Linked DNA regions of Mus musculus: region 2 is linked to region 1. Evidence: chromatin contacts called from ENCODE Hi-C or POLR2A ChIA-PET data. All regions are on one chromosome and are shown on one strand. Each heading gives the region's core, a stretch centred on a gene start or an enhancer-like site at or near the end of the contact. The rest is flanking DNA. Distances are from core to core; before and after follow the strand shown. Region 1 holds the start of Mchr1 (melanin-concentrating hormone receptor 1). Region 2 has its middle 12 kb from the start of Gm52179.

Region 1 (2,784 bases), core at 260-2,759:
TTCTATTGCTCTAAAGACACTACAAACAGCGCTACTTATAAAAGAAAGTGTTTCAGAGGGTTAGAGTCTATAATGGTGGAGCAAAGATGGGGTATCAGGAGCCGATAAATGCTTACATCCTGCAAGCAGGAGCCCAGAGAGCTAACTGGGAACGGAGGGATGGGTTTTTGAAACCCCAAAAGCATCCCTACCTAGTAATATACTTCTCAATTCTTCCCAAACAAGGCTCACTAACTGGGGACCCAATATTCACATGTATGAGCCTGTGCGGGACATTTTCATTCAAACCACCACAGTATTCCCTCCACTAATACCACAAAGGACACCTGGGTCTGGGGGCATCATGGAGTTGGGGGCATCAGAGTCCACCAGAAATACACTAACCATCCCACTGTGCCTATGGTCAAACTACCATCTGGTTCTCTCTCTCTCTCTCTCTCTCTCTCTCTCTCTCTCTCTCTCTCTCTCTGTGGGGGGGGGGGAAGCCCTGAAATTCTCATCCTCCTGCCTCCACCTCCTAAGTGCTGGGATTACTGGCATGCATGTCCAGTTTATGAGTATAGGGGATGAAACCCTGAGTTTCGTGCCTGTGAGACAAATACTCTACCAACTGAGCTCCATCCCCAGCCCCCATACAGCCTTATTTTAAGTTCTTCATGCTGGTGGATCAAGAGGCCTAGAAGAAGAGGTATACTAGGGACAATCAACAACTCGGCCTGAAAAACCAGGCATGTTCATATCCAACATCAGTAAGGAAGAGTATGGCTGGAACTCGGGGTAGCTATAAGGATGTCTCTCTGTGCTTCTGTGCTCGTTGATAAGGGTTAACAGGCAACCATGTTAGCCAAGGACTTAGGCTCTGCATCTGGCCCTGGTGGTGTAGCATTTGATTGTGAATCTCCCGGAGCTGTCAGCAGGAGTCTGCAGAGAGTTCTCTAATGCCTGTGCCCTCTGAGGCTACTGTCCATTCTAATCTCTGAGTGGACTTATTTATTCTCTTATGCTCTGATAATTGTTTCACAGAATCCCAGACAAAACCTCAGAACACTAGAAAATAAAACCCTCTGTGGCTGGCCTCCACTGATCTGTGCAGAGGGAAGTTTGTTCTGTCTGCACACCAGCCCCTGACTATTGGCACCACAGAAAGCCTGGAACCTCCTTTGCACAACTAGCAATTGTCATCTAGCCAAGGAGATGTTTGGAAGTTACCAGGACACAGGAAAGGTTTAGGGTGACCTCCAGAGTGCTTGGGAACCAAGGATGTGTCAGTCCAGGCTTGAGTCCCCAGCATTGAGAACAGTACCCCTGGCTTTTGCCACGTGGTCCAGCTTCTTTAAAGCAAGCATTGCTCCCCCACCCACCCCCTTTGCTTTTGCAAAGACCTGGATGGCCATGCAAGATAAGCGGTAGCCCCTGTGAGCTCAGAATTCAGCCCTGGGAGACAGCGCAAAGGCAGGCTCCTCCGCATGGGATGGCTTGAGCCTAGCTGCTGGCTCTGCAGGCAGTCAGGAGTAGGAGCCGCAGCCGGGACCGAAGAGGTTAACATGCATCTGCCTCCGAATGTTAATGTGTCTAGGTGATGTCAGTGGGAGCTGGGAAGGAGGGAGTGGGGCGAGCAGTTGGGCTCAGAGGCAGCAGAGGCTGCCAGGCGGTAGAGGAAGACCCTTTTCTGGACTGCGGGGCTCAAGCTCCGGACAAGGCGGTGGAGGGCGCTGGAGGCTGCCGCAGCCTGCGTGGGTGGACGGGCGCTCCACTCCAGGGAGCAGGCGACCTGCACCGGCTGCATGGATCTGCAAGCCTCGTTGCTGTCCACTGGCCCCAATGCCAGCAACATCTCCGATGGCCAGGATAATTTCACATTGGCGGGTGAGTCGAGTTGGAGTCCTCCCTCCTCCGGGATGGGTGTGGAAAATGGGAAGGTTTCACCTCCCAAGCCAAACTGCCTGGGAAACTTTATCTTACAGTTCTTGGTGATAAGATCTGCAGTCGGCTTTGCCTGAAGAGGAAGAGGAGAGGAGGGGACACCAGCTAGGACAGAAGGGGCAGGGAGGAATAGAGATGGGGCAGAGGCACATTTAGAAACAACAAGGGTTGGTGACAAGACGTGAGGCAGGCTTGAGGGGAAAGCTTGCTGATGAGTCCCAAATATGCTTTGCAGGGGGGGGGGGGGGGGAATCAAGGCTGGAGAAGCAAGCAAGCAAGACAGCAAGACAGCGGGCGGGTAGTATGTGGGAGCCAGCAGAAGCGCTTTGATTCACCGCTATCCTGGGCTCAATCCTCTGGCCTCGCACTGGGGAAATGGGGTCTGAGTGGTCCTTGCTGTCTTCTGGCAAAGGCTGCTGGGAGCAAAAGACTTCACAGGGCGTGAGAGGATTAACTTTTCTGGTGAATTAAGCTTCTTGACATTTGCAGAACGTCAATGCCTTAAAATTCTAGCTCTGAAGGAGAAGGGAATGAAGGGGAAAGAGGGAAGGTTGGTGTGGAGAAATTCCCAAGCTTCTGGGGTGTAACACAGCTCCAGTCCCTACCCTATTGGGAAAGCCCAGACTCAGGAGACATGGTCCAAGGAAATCCCTGACAGAAAACCGGGAGAGGGCAGGGCTGTGGAGCCTGAAACACACCCCACACCCATGGTGACAGTCACTTCTCACATATGCCTAGGAACCTATCTGAAACCTTTGGCCATCTCTCTCTGAAAAGATGAGGCTGCAAATACACACACACACACACACACACACACACACACACACACACACACACACACACACACACACACAAATGTCC
Region 2 (2,700 bases), core at 12-2,511, 37 kb after region 1:
CAGCACTGGTGAAGTGGACAGAGTCACCCTCATAATTCTTTATGTAGCTGTTCCAAGCCAGCTTGGGGTATGAGGGGCCCGGTCTCAAAGAAAACCAACAAGGGTGTCTTAGTCAAGGTTTTACTGCTGTGAACAGATATCATGACCAAGGCAACTCTTCCAAGGAAATTTCTTTGGGGCTGGTTCGGAGGTCTAGTCCATTATCATCATGGCAGGAAGCATGACAATGTCGAGGCAGACATGGTGCTGGAGAAGGAGCTGAGAGTTCCACCTCTTGTTCCCAAGGCAAACAGGAGAAGACTGTCTTCTAAGCAGCTAGGAGGAGGGTCTCAAAGCCCACCTACACAGCGACATACTTCATCCAACAAGGCCACACCTCCTAAAAGTGCCACTCCTTGTAGGTCAAGCCTATTCAAACTATCACATAGGGCTAGCAAGATGTTCATCAGGAGATGGCATTTGCCACCAAGCCTGACAACCCAAGTTGGATCTTCAGAACCAACATGGCAGAAGATGACAGACTCCCCCAAGCTGTTTCTAGCCTCCAAGTGGAGGATCCCACCCCACAGATACATTCACACATACAACACTCAGCACAAACATGTATCACACACATCACACTTCCTACACACATCACACATGCTACACACACATCACAAAGACACAAATAATGCAATCATACTCCATACCTCATACATATACACCCCACCACATGTACCTTTTCCACACAATCACATGTCACATATACCAAAAACATAGCAGCCCCCCATACATGTTCCCCAGATCCCAGAAGACATAGACTGCACACCTCTCCATATGTAGCACACGCACACTGAAGGCTCATTCAGACCCATCCTGACTTGCAGGAGGTCTCCTGAGTGCTTGGAACACGAACGAAAAATGTGTCACTTTTCTACGTAAACACCTCTTTCTCCCGCTGCCCTAGCTCAATAACTCATGTGCAATGAGTCAATCATAAACGTGTGTGCCTCCCAGGACTCCAGGGAAGCCTGAGTCTATCCTCCCTCCCAGCAAATTTGCTGCTTCCTGCCCTGTTCTGCAATTCTTCTACAGGGAGCTTCATTTTACAGCTTAATACCCCAAGAGAGGCACAAGACAAAATCCACAGAGGGAGAGTGACACCAGGCTTCAGTCATCGTGAGGAGGGAGGGAGCCTAGGGAGCCAGCCTCGGCTGCTCTCCAGCAGTGACGGAGGAGAATGCAGGGCTGGATGAGGTGTGACCAGAAAGGCAGCCAGCCAGTAGCACCGGGAGCTGCGGTGGAGACTGTGCCAGCCTCTCAGGAGTTGTATCTGGCCAGTCATCTTTTCTTCTCACTGCCAGCAGGCTGAGAGCAACGCCTGGCTAGCTCTCCAGGTCTTGGAGGCAGCAGATAAAAAGAAACAATGAGATGCCATGAACAGTCAGGAACAAAGGGTCCCAGCCGCATCCTTGTGAGTGCTGCAGAGTGACTGAGAACAGCAGAGCAGCCCCCAAAGTCCCCTCTCCAGGGTGATGTCCTGTGCTCCCCAATCCTCTCACTGTACCCCCATTGTTTTAGTTTGGATTCCAGCTGTTCCCCCAAAGACCTATGTGTCAAAGGCCTGTCTCCTCAGAGTGGGTACCTTTAAGAGGTGGGAGAGGTGGGTCCGGATGGGTGGGGTGTGGGGTCGGGAGTATGGAGTGTGGGGATACATCCTAGATCATTTGGGTGGCTCTTGAAGGTCATAGTGTGACTGCACCCTCCCACCTTGTTCCAGCCGTGAAAAAAAAAAAAAAAAAAAAAAAAACAAGTTTTATGCTGCCACCATGATGTGCTGCCATGCCACAGTTACAAAGCAACAGAGCCAGCCAGGCTGGACCCTCCAAAGCCTGGAGCCACAGCAGCCCTGCTCTAGATGCTGAAAATCTCAGCTATTTCTTACAGTATCATGAAGCTGACTGTATTAGTTGTTTGTTTCTTTGCTGAGTGAGACCAAAGCTGCTTAAGGCTTTTTCTTTCCTCCTCCTCCTCCCCCCACTCCTCCTCCTTGCCTCACAGTTTAAGGGGAATAGTTCATTATAGCAGAGAAGACATGGTGACAGGAACTTGAGGCTGCTGTTACATGTCACCCACAGTCAGGAGCAGAGAGAGACAATTGCTGGTAATCAGCTCACACTCCCCTTTCTGTAGAGTCCAGGATCCCGATCCTGGTGCCACCCACAATTAAGATGGGTTTTCCCACCTCAGTTAACCTGTCCTAGGGCGTCTCTACCTGCACAGCCAGAGGTGTGTTTCCCAGGTCCTCGTGATTTAAGAAAACCTGTACCTATTAATTGAATAATTCTCTGTAAAATGTATTTTAAAAATCAGATATCGCATGCCTGCAATCCCAGCACTTGGGAAGGAGAGGTAGGCAGATCTCTGTGAGTTCTAATCTAGCCTGGCCTACAGAGTAAGTTCCGGGTCAGCTGGTGCTACAGAGATGAGATCCTGTCTCAAAAATGTATTTTAGGCTGGGCGTGGTGGTGCATGCCTTTGATCTCAGCACTCGGGAGGCAGAGGCAGGCAGATTTCTGAGTTCAAAGCCAGCCTGGTCTACAAAGTGAGTTCCAGGACAGCCAGGGCTATACAGAGAAACCCTGTCTCGAAAAAACAAAAAACAAAAAAACAACAACAACAAAAATGTATTTTAACCTGTAAATTCCATCAAAATAATGA

What was found. Hi-C counts contacts between places; a loop is a spot of excess contacts on that map. ChIA-PET counts read pairs that join two places held with the same protein, here RNA polymerase II (POLR2A).
Region 2: a map of gastrocnemius shows a loop between it and region 1 (2.0-fold over the local background). The contact joins the enhancer-like site here to the promoter of Mchr1 in region 1. A Hi-C loop is called at or near these places in 2 of 37 maps with a recorded cell type or tissue (gastrocnemius and regulatory T cell). POLR2A ChIA-PET finds 5 or more read pairs at or near these places in 1 of 5 experiments (Patski).

The regions. Positions count from the first base shown.
Region 1 is chr15:81,233,990-81,236,773 of GRCm38, forward strand. It overlaps Mchr1 (melanin-concentrating hormone receptor 1), which reads left to right and starts at 1,510. Exons shown (of 2, transcript NM_145132.2): 1 at 1,510-1,866. The coding sequence starts at 1,785.
Region 2 is chr15:81,271,502-81,274,201 of GRCm38, forward strand. No RefSeq gene overlaps it. Among named protein-coding and RNA genes, the nearest start is that of Gm52179, 12 kb to the left of the region's middle. Within about 2 kb of position 1,262, at least 1 of the 3 ENCODE cell types and tissues checked has a DNase peak (open chromatin) inside an H3K27ac peak, as active enhancers do; it is gastrocnemius, where a contact is called at or near this core.